Linked DNA regions of Homo sapiens: all the other regions are linked to region 2. The links are chromatin contacts, found by Hi-C or POLR2A ChIA-PET in ENCODE. All regions are on one chromosome and are shown on one strand. The core of a region is the stretch at or near the end of the contact, and the rest is flanking DNA. Distances in the headings are between cores, read along the strand shown. Region 1 holds the start of GUCD1 (guanylyl cyclase domain containing 1). Region 2 holds the start of MIATNB (MIAT neighbor). Region 3 holds the start of AP1B1 (adaptor related protein complex 1 subunit beta 1).

Evidence for each region. A loop is a pair of places that touch in the nucleus more often than their neighbours do. ChIA-PET counts read pairs that join two places held with the same protein, here RNA polymerase II (POLR2A). Pooled maps may share reads with other maps.
Region 1: a pooled map shows a loop between it and region 2 (24-fold over the local background). The contact joins the promoter of GUCD1 here to the promoter of MIATNB in region 2. A Hi-C loop is called at or near these places in 1 of 168 maps with a recorded cell type or tissue (CD8-positive, alpha-beta T cell), 1 of 37 single-sample maps with no recorded cell type and 10 of 50 pooled maps. POLR2A ChIA-PET finds 5 or more read pairs at or near these places in 2 of 52 experiments (A673 and activated CD4-positive, alpha-beta T cell).
Region 3: a map of CD4-positive, alpha-beta T cell shows a loop between it and region 2 (11-fold over the local background). The contact joins the promoter of AP1B1 here to the promoter of MIATNB in region 2. A Hi-C loop is called at or near these places in 1 of 168 maps with a recorded cell type or tissue (CD4-positive, alpha-beta T cell) and 7 of 50 pooled maps. POLR2A ChIA-PET finds 5 or more read pairs at or near these places in 1 of 52 experiments (activated B cell).

The regions. Positions count from the first base shown.
Region 1 is chr22:24,553,747-24,556,446 of GRCh38, reverse strand. GUCD1 (guanylyl cyclase domain containing 1) reads left to right here and starts at 1,309. Exons shown (of 6, transcript NM_001284254.2): 1 at 1,309-1,498. The coding sequence starts at 1,456. It overlaps SNRPD3 (small nuclear ribonucleoprotein D3 polypeptide), which reads right to left and starts at 448. Exons shown (of 4, transcript NM_004175.5): 1 at 376-448. RefSeq lists an enhancer at 641-740 and a silencer at 1,201-1,560.
Region 2 is chr22:26,671,393-26,674,092 of GRCh38, reverse strand. MIATNB (MIAT neighbor) reads right to left here and starts at 1,250. Exons shown (of 6, transcript NR_110543.1): 1 at 1,106-1,250. MIAT (myocardial infarction associated transcript) reads right to left here. Exons shown (of 5, transcript NR_033320.3): 5 at 1-2,700.
Region 3 is chr22:29,387,181-29,389,880 of GRCh38, reverse strand. It overlaps AP1B1 (adaptor related protein complex 1 subunit beta 1), which reads left to right and starts at 1,311. Exons shown (of 23, transcript NM_001127.4): 1 at 1,311-1,457. It also overlaps a transcript of RFPL1 not described here.

The sequences.
Region 1 (2,700 bases), core at 60-2,559, 2.1 Mb after region 2:
TTGAGCCCAGGAGTTCGAGACCAGCCAGGGCAACATGGTGAAACCCCGTCTCTACTTAAAAAAAAAAAAACAAAAAAAAACTCATAGGATTTGGGGGAAGGAGATAGTCAATCAGAAATGACTTCGAGATTACTGCCTGGAAGCTTTGAAAAACACTCACCTGGAGAGATACAGAATGTGAGAAGCATGCACGTTGAGGGGAAAGCTAATGAACTTACTTCCAGGAGCTAGTGAGGCGACGCTGATGTTTGGGTGGCCCAAGCTTCCCGCTTTCTTCCCTCCCCGAGCCCCGCAGAGTTCCATGCAGCAAGTCTTTCTCCAGCCCCTGGCCCCTCACAGGCGCCTCGACCTCCCCTCGCCCGTCCCCAGCCTCACCGGCTCTGGCCTACTTTTCTTCTCTTCGGTCCGCTGCGAAAGATGCTACGGCGAAGGCGTGAGTCAAGCGAATGGCGGGCCTAACACCCAGAATTCCACTCTTTCCCAAAATGCTGCGCGCAGGGCCCGCCTCCTTCCTTTCCCCAGTGTTGAGCGCGGTCTCGCCTCCGCTTCCTCCTCACTCCGCCTGCCGGCTGGGAAACTAGGGCACCAGTACGATAGTTCCGGCACCGGAAAAGAGGGCTGATGACTGGGCCCGGGGGCCGCCGCAACGACCCTTGGGGCCGGCAAAGAGCCAGAGAGGGTGCTCACACTTCCAAGCACCCCACACCAAGGACAGGCTGGACGGCAAGGCGGAGACGCGGGGCTTGGGCCCTCAGACCGGGGACAGCAGGAGGTTGGGCCAAGGGCCAGGACTTCCCGTCACAATTTCATTTGTTGATCCCGGCACCGCCAGGTAAGGGGGGCCCTGAGTGAGGCTAGGTATCTGGTACGGATAAAGTTAGGTATAGAGTAGAGCGGCTGCCCGCTCAGGGTTATCCCTAAAGACAGTTGGAGGAGAGTTGCTTGGGGCCTCGGGGATGCACTGGGCGGGATCAGGGCTTACACCTAGGACTGGCAAAAGAGCGGGACCCGGCAGAGGCGGGGCTTGCCGAAGGGACGAGCCTCTATTCAGGAAATGCACGAGCTTTGGGGCGGGGCTCAAAGAAAGGGGCGGGGCTTCCGGGGCCCGCGTCCTGGTGAGCTGCGCGTCTGCGCGAGGATTGGGCGAGAGGGTGGGGCCACTCAACGCTGAGGCGGCGAATGGCCGGAGCAGACTTAAATCAAGAGGCTGGGGACCTCTAAGATCAAAGTTTGGGGCGGGGCCTAAGGAGGGGGCGGGGCCTCCAGATTCGAGACCTGGAAGGGCTGGGGCGGCGCTTGGGGCGGCCCAGCCGCCGCCTCCCGTTCTCTCCTCCGCAGCGGCGGCGGTGGCGGAGAAGGAACTCGACACGCACCGACCGCCCTCCCGCCCCAGCCGAAGCGGAAGCTGTAGCCCGCTCTGGGCCGGGGCCATGGGCGCCCCGCGCCGCCCGGGTCATGAGGACGGAGGCGGAGGCAGCGGGGCCGCCGCTCGAGCCCGGTCAGTGCCTCTCTGTGGGCCCAGTCTTCACCCTAGGAACGAAAGGGACCCCTCCCTAGCGCGGGGCAGGGTCCAGTCGCGCGACCTTGGGCCGACTCCCGCCTCGCCCCCACACCCGCCTGGTTCCAGTCAGTGGGGGTTTCCTGACACTCGCAGGATTGCGACCCTTGTCAGCATGGTGGGAAGGTCCGGGTAGCAGGGGCACCACCTTCCCCAGAAGCGAAAAGTCCTGCTGGAGCCGCCTTGGGAGCTCCCATGCCTTGGGAAACCGTGGAGGACTGAGGCTGGGAAGGGCAGGAAACTGGCCGAGAGCACCGAGCAATGGAAGGGCCAGTGCCCTGGCCTCCGAGACTCGGCGTTTTGTCTTGCTCTTGTTCTTCACTTTCGTTCTCTCTGCCACGCGGTAGCCTGAGCCCCTTTGGGGCGGAGACCCGGACTGGTATTCAATGTCTTGGCCGTTAGTTTGCTTGCCCAAGACGTAGGGGAGGGGGAAGACGTGATTCCTGTCCTGCTGAAGGCGCGGGGTTGATGACAAACGGAGTTCTAGCTAGTAAACTCTGAAGTGAAGTGCCAACTGTGGAAGAGGTCAACAGCATGTGGGACCCTGACCTTCAGGTGTCACTCCCAGGGAGTGTTCCCTTTTGTGTCTGCTGTGTGGAGTTGGTGGGGGATTTACAACCCTCCTCCTCCAGTTGTCTAGCCCTGTGGTCTGAGACAAGATACTTGCCTTTCCTGAGCCTCAGAGGAGGAATGGCTTACATTCACAGGGAGTGTTCTATGAGGCAGGCGCGCGCTGCGTGCAGTTGTTTACATGCAGTGCCTCATTAATCCTCATAACGAACCAGTGAAGTAGGTGCCCACTGTGATTTGCACTTTTGCAGCTGAGCAGACTGAGTCTGAGATGGGTTAAGTATTAAAGGCTAGTGCACTGCTTGCCTTCCTTAGTGACAGCCACTAACTGAGCTCAGGCCAGGGCCTTCCAGGCAGCCCTTTGGCTCCAGGCAGCAACGTCTGGCTGTGGCTTTGTGTTTAGAAGGCTAAAGCTGTTATGGGGACAGATGCCAAGGCCTCGCCTAACCTTATCACCCCCAACATGAGCACCTCTAGGTCCGATCCGCCCTTGCCGAGGCTGGAGATGGCCCTGTGGGGCCTGCCAGGCCTCAGGATCAAGGAGTTCTAGAGCGCAGGGCAAGAGGAGGAGG
Region 2 (2,700 bases), core at 1-2,500:
AGTCCCCAAAATGAAGACTCTAGGCCCTGGCCTGGGGAAGGGTGACTCTATACAAAATGGCATATGCTCTGTAGACACCAGACAGGTATTTTAAGGTTTATAAGAGCTGCATCTACTTGTGCAAACTACTGTAGCTATAAGGCTATATTTTTTTAAGAACTGAAACCAAATGCAGACTATGAGGAGTGAAGATATGCCCAATGGCCAAAACCTTGCAAGACTGGCTATACTTCTGACCCCACCTTGGTGGGTACCACTGCTCCATCAGGCCTGGTCCACACCAGAGCCCTGGCACCTCCTTTAGAAAACTACCATCTTTACCGACTTCTGATTGTTCTGACTCAGAGCAGCCACCACGCCCAAAATTGTTAGCTATGCTTTTCCCTGTGTTAGTCAAGTTCAAACCTGTGTTAGCCAAGTTCAAACCTGTGTTAGCCAAGTTCAAAGCTGTGTTAGCCCCTTCCCAGCCATGCCGACATCCAAGCTGTTAACAGTAACGAGGAATGTTAGACCTGTTGTTAGTCAGAAAAAAATCCACAAACCATTAGTTTCTGCTGAAAGGAACAGACCAGGAAGGCAGGAGTTAGTCAAGGTGAAGGAAAGGTTAATTAAGAACCGGTCAGGGCCAGGCCAGGAGCCTGGAACCCCCAGACAGGGCCAGGTTGGTTGTTAGTGGTCAGCCCCTGGGGCAGTCAGGGTGAGGCAGGGATTAGCTGGGTGAGAGCAAGAGTTAGCGCAAGGGAGCCAGAGATTAGCCCAAAGAAACCAAGGTGCCTACTGGAGGTGAGGCATGAAATCACCCCCAGGTGTGGCCCCGGCTTAGCGGCTGGCGGGCTCTGGGGGAGGCTGGCTGAGGCAGTGACGTCCGTGGGAACAGAGAGCCAGAGATGCATTCCTGGCCGGCCTGAGCATCTGCGGGAACCCTGTGAGCCCCTGAGGTTCACTTCTTGCTCCCCACTTCTCTCTCCTGCAAACTCCGAGCCCGGGGTAAAGCTGCTTCCCCTCCCCACACCCCTTTTCAACCCGACAACTAACGCCCTCTAGCTTCCGGGAATGGGACGGATCTTTCCCAAGGACTTCCGGTCACGGCCCCACGTCTACTTACGGTGGGGGAAACCGGCCTCTCTCGGCTCCAGAGAGGGGAGACGGCTCTCTAGCTGACTTCCTGTGTGGGAAAGAGTCCTCTCACTGACTTCCGGTGTCAGAAATGTCCCTCTTTCCGGCCTTCAAATATGAGAAATGTTTCTCTGGCCGACTTCCTGTGTACTAAATACTCCACTCAGTGGTTTTTAGCGTAGGAAAGACCCGCTTCATTGACTTCCGGTGTAAGAAAGGCTCCGCTTTCTGACTTCCGGTGTGGGACACGCCCCTCTGCTAATTTCCGGTGAGGGGCACGCCCCCTCCTGCCTTCCTCGTGGGATACGCCCCCCTCGTGACTTCCTGTGCAGGACAGCTTCTATCCCCGTCACTTAACAATGGAGAGGATTCTTCCCCAGCTTCCTTCCAGAGGACACAAAAGCTCAGAGCTCCACAGTCTAGAGTCTAGACCAACAGGCCTCCACACTCACGTCCCAGAGATTTCCCTGGTCCCACCTACTCCCAGTGGCAACCAGACTTCTGCACATAGGAGAGATGTCATACTCAGAGTCCAGCCTCCCACATCCACAGGACCACCTCTTCCTCCTCTGAGTCTTGTTAATAGGGCCATCCCCTGCCTTAGACCTGGCCCAGTGGACTCTGATCTTACAGCCAATATGGGGCAGCAAAGTGGGACATCTGTCTACAGGGCCAGTAGCCCCAGGTCATCTGCTTGCCAAAAGGAGGGGGACCAGCCCCCGGGGGGAGCCCAGAGCTCGGCAGGGCTGGGGTTAGTAAGAAGAGAAAACAGGGTTAGTAGGGGCTGGGTTAGTAAGTCAGAGCACAGCACCAGCGGACAGGGCACCTCAGCAGACACACACAGGAGTCGCTAAGAGAAAAGGAAGAACGCACGCAGGTCCGTTAGTTTGTTAAGGGATGATCGGGGTGCAGTTGAGGCACCCCAGGGGTTAGACGGGTTAGTAATCGAACAAAAGAGCTGCCTACAGAAAAGAAAGCTGAGACGGAGGAAGAATGTGGGGAAGTGACATGGATTCAAAGCCAAGTGTCTTGCCCCAGGCAGAAGGATCTGTGTGCAGAACACCCAGAGAGGCCAGGGCCTAGGCAGCAGACGTGTTCAACCAGGTTTGAGGGGCCTTCCTCCATCCTCATACTTTTTTTTTTTTTAGGTGTCTGCCATGTGCTGAGACCCTTATATTGACGGGAATCCTCACTGCAACCTGTAAGGTATCAGAACTCGCATTCTACCACTGAGGAAACTGAGGTTGAGAGAAGTGAGGTGACTTACTCAAACTCACTCAACAGGAAGTGGCAGAGTTGGTGAGTCTTATTTGCATTCTCTGTCCTGGAACGTGGGTCTGCACAAAGATCCCAGCCCATAGGCAGAGCCTTCTGGAGCCTTGGCTGCCCCCATATCCCAGCCCCTTGAAAGGCCCATGAGCTGCACAGTTAGTAGGATCTGGCTGCGGGGGGGTGGTTAGTAGGGCATGCTCGGGCCTGGTTAGTGGGTTAGTTGGTTGGCAGAAGGCCAGGCACCTCGTCACACGCCACAGCGTCCCGGCTGAGCCCTGGGTTAGTAGGTTAATCACACCATGCAACACTGCC
Region 3 (2,700 bases), core at 62-2,561, 2.7 Mb before region 2:
GTTGCAGTGAGCCAAAATCACGACACTGCACTCCAGTCCGGGCAACAGAGCGAGACCCTGTCTCAAAACAAACAAACAAAAAAAAACAAATGATCTATCAAGTTTGGAAGAATATTCACCAAAATATTAAAAGTGATTGTCTTAGGTCAGTGGGATTGCAGATGGTTTTTTTCTTTTTTCTTTTTTTTTTTTTTTGAGACGGAGTCTTGCTCTGTCGCCCAGGCTGGAGTGCAGTGGTGTGATGTCGGCTCACTGCAAGCTCTGCCTCCCGGGTTCACGCCATTCTCCTGCCTCAGCCTCCTGAGTAGCTGGGACTACAGGCGCCTGCCACCACACCCGGCTAATATTTTGTGTTTTTAGTAGAGACGGGGTTTCACCATGTTAACCAGGATGGTCTCGATCTCCTGGCCTTGTGATCCGCCCGCCTCGGCCTCCCAAAGTGCTGGGATTACAGGTGTGAGCCACCATGCCCGGCCATTTTTTTTCTTTTTTTGAGACAGGGTCTGGATCTGTCGCCCAGGCTGGAGTGCAGTGCTGCAATTATAGCTCACTGTAACCTCAACCTCCTGGGCTCAAGCTATTCTCCTGCCTCAGGCTCCCGAGTAGCTGGGACTACAGGTATGAGCCACTGTGTCTGGCTCAAGGTCACTCATCTTAAGAATGGAGGGGTCCAAACTAGAGCTGTAAACCTAGTTTGGACAGAGAGAGACCCCTCTGTAATCCCAGCACTTTGGGAAGCCGAGGCGGGAGGATCTCTCGGGTCCATGATTTCGAGACCAGCCTGAGCAATAAAGTGAGACTCTCTCTACAAAAAATAAATAAGTAAATAATAAGTAATTAGCCGGGCGTAGTGCTGCGCACCTGTGGTCCCAGCTGCTTGGGAGGCTGAGGTGAGAGGATCACCTGAGCCTGGGAGGCGGAGGGTGCAGTGAGCCCAGATCTTCGAGCCACTGCACTCTAGCTTGAGCAACAGAGCAAGACCCTATTTCAAACAAACAAACAAAAAATGAGTGACCTTGAGCAAAACCCTGCCCCTCTTAGAACCTCAGATTTGCCGTCTTTACACAGAAGATGGACTTCAAACTCCCTACGACCTTGCCCGGCCCCCTCACGCTGAATTGGCTAGCGGGATGGTTTCCCAAGGGCTCTGCGGGAGACTGCAGCATAGCAGCGCCGCGGCTGCCGAGGGGTTAATACCGTTGGGCTCTTCCCCTTTTCTTGCCCCGCCCCACGGGCACCACCCCCGCCAGGGTTGTACCCTTGACCCCGCCTTCAGGCCTTGCGTCCACCGGAAGTACCCGCGCGCGGGCAGCTCACTTCCGCCCGGCAGGTGACAGCCGCGGGGCTCCGAGCCGCCGGCAGCCCGGACGCACCGGGAGAGCGAGAGGTGGAGGCCGCGGACATTTTGGTGCCAAGCCGAACCGAGCCGGGGCGCCGGGAGCTATTGGGACCTGCGGGTGAGGAAGCGGGGACCCGGGCGAGCCAGGAGAAGAAGTGGGGCGAGGGGTCAGGGGTCCTAGGTGAGGGGTTTGCGGGGTCAGAGGTCATGAAGAGGACGCGGCGCTGCAGGGGCGCGAGCGACGTCCCCAGCCAGAGGAGGAGGAAGGGCTGAGGGTTCGTTCATTCATTCGCGCCCACTTGGCCGCCGGCCTGTTCCTCGGCCGCCCCATACCCGCAGCACCTCCTGGGGCTTCCGCCCGGAGAGACAGGACTTAGGCCCCGAGGAATTCCCCACTGGCCTGAGGGAAAACTCTTCGGGCTCTGATTTCCTCTTTCGGACTCACCTCCATGGCCATCCTGAGGCCTCCTCGTTGTTCAGGGCGTTATCTCTTTGCCAAGGTTGAAAAAGAAGAAAGAAAAAAAAACTAGAAAACGGTCCCGTGCCGCCCGCCTCCGGCTAGGCACTGGCTTGGTCTTGTTTGTTGGAGCCTCTAAGACAAGTTAACTGAATGGAGACACCGGTGATAATGCTGCAAAATAACGAGGGAGATGCTTGCTAGTGGCTATCGAGTCCCTTCTGTGTACCGGGCACTGTGCTAAGCACTTTCCTTACAATGACACATTTAAACTTCACAGCAACCTTTGTGGGGATTAAATATCCCTATTTTATCGATGAGGACCCTGAGGCACAGAGAGGTTAAATCCCACATGTAAGGTCATTCGGGTAGTAGAGGCAAGGCCAGGTTTTCTGCCAGGCTGTCAGAGACCTGCAAAGTACAGAGACAAAGGAAAGACTGGAGTTAAGGTTGGGGTGTAGGGGATATTTAAGACTTTTAGCCAGACATGGTGGCTCACGCCTGTAATCCCAGCACTTTGGGAAGCTGAGGCGGGTGGATCGTGAGGTCAGGAGTTCAAGACCAGCCTGACCAACATGGTGAAACCCTGTCTCCAATAAAAATACAAAAATTAGCCAGACATGGTGGCGTACGCCTGTAATCCCAGCTACTTGGGAGGCTGAGGCAGGAGAATCGCTTGAACCCAGGAGGTGGAGGTTGCAGTGAGCCGAGATCGTGCGACTGCACTCCAGCCTGGGCCACGGAGTGAGACTCCGTCTCAAAAAAAAAAAAAAAAAAAAGATTTTTAGCTGCCGTTGTATTTATTTGGATTTATGTCACGATGTAGCCTTATTGCTTTTTGTCTGATCTTCATAAGGGGCATTCGACTTACTTTCTTTAGGATAAAACAATCCTACAGGCTGTT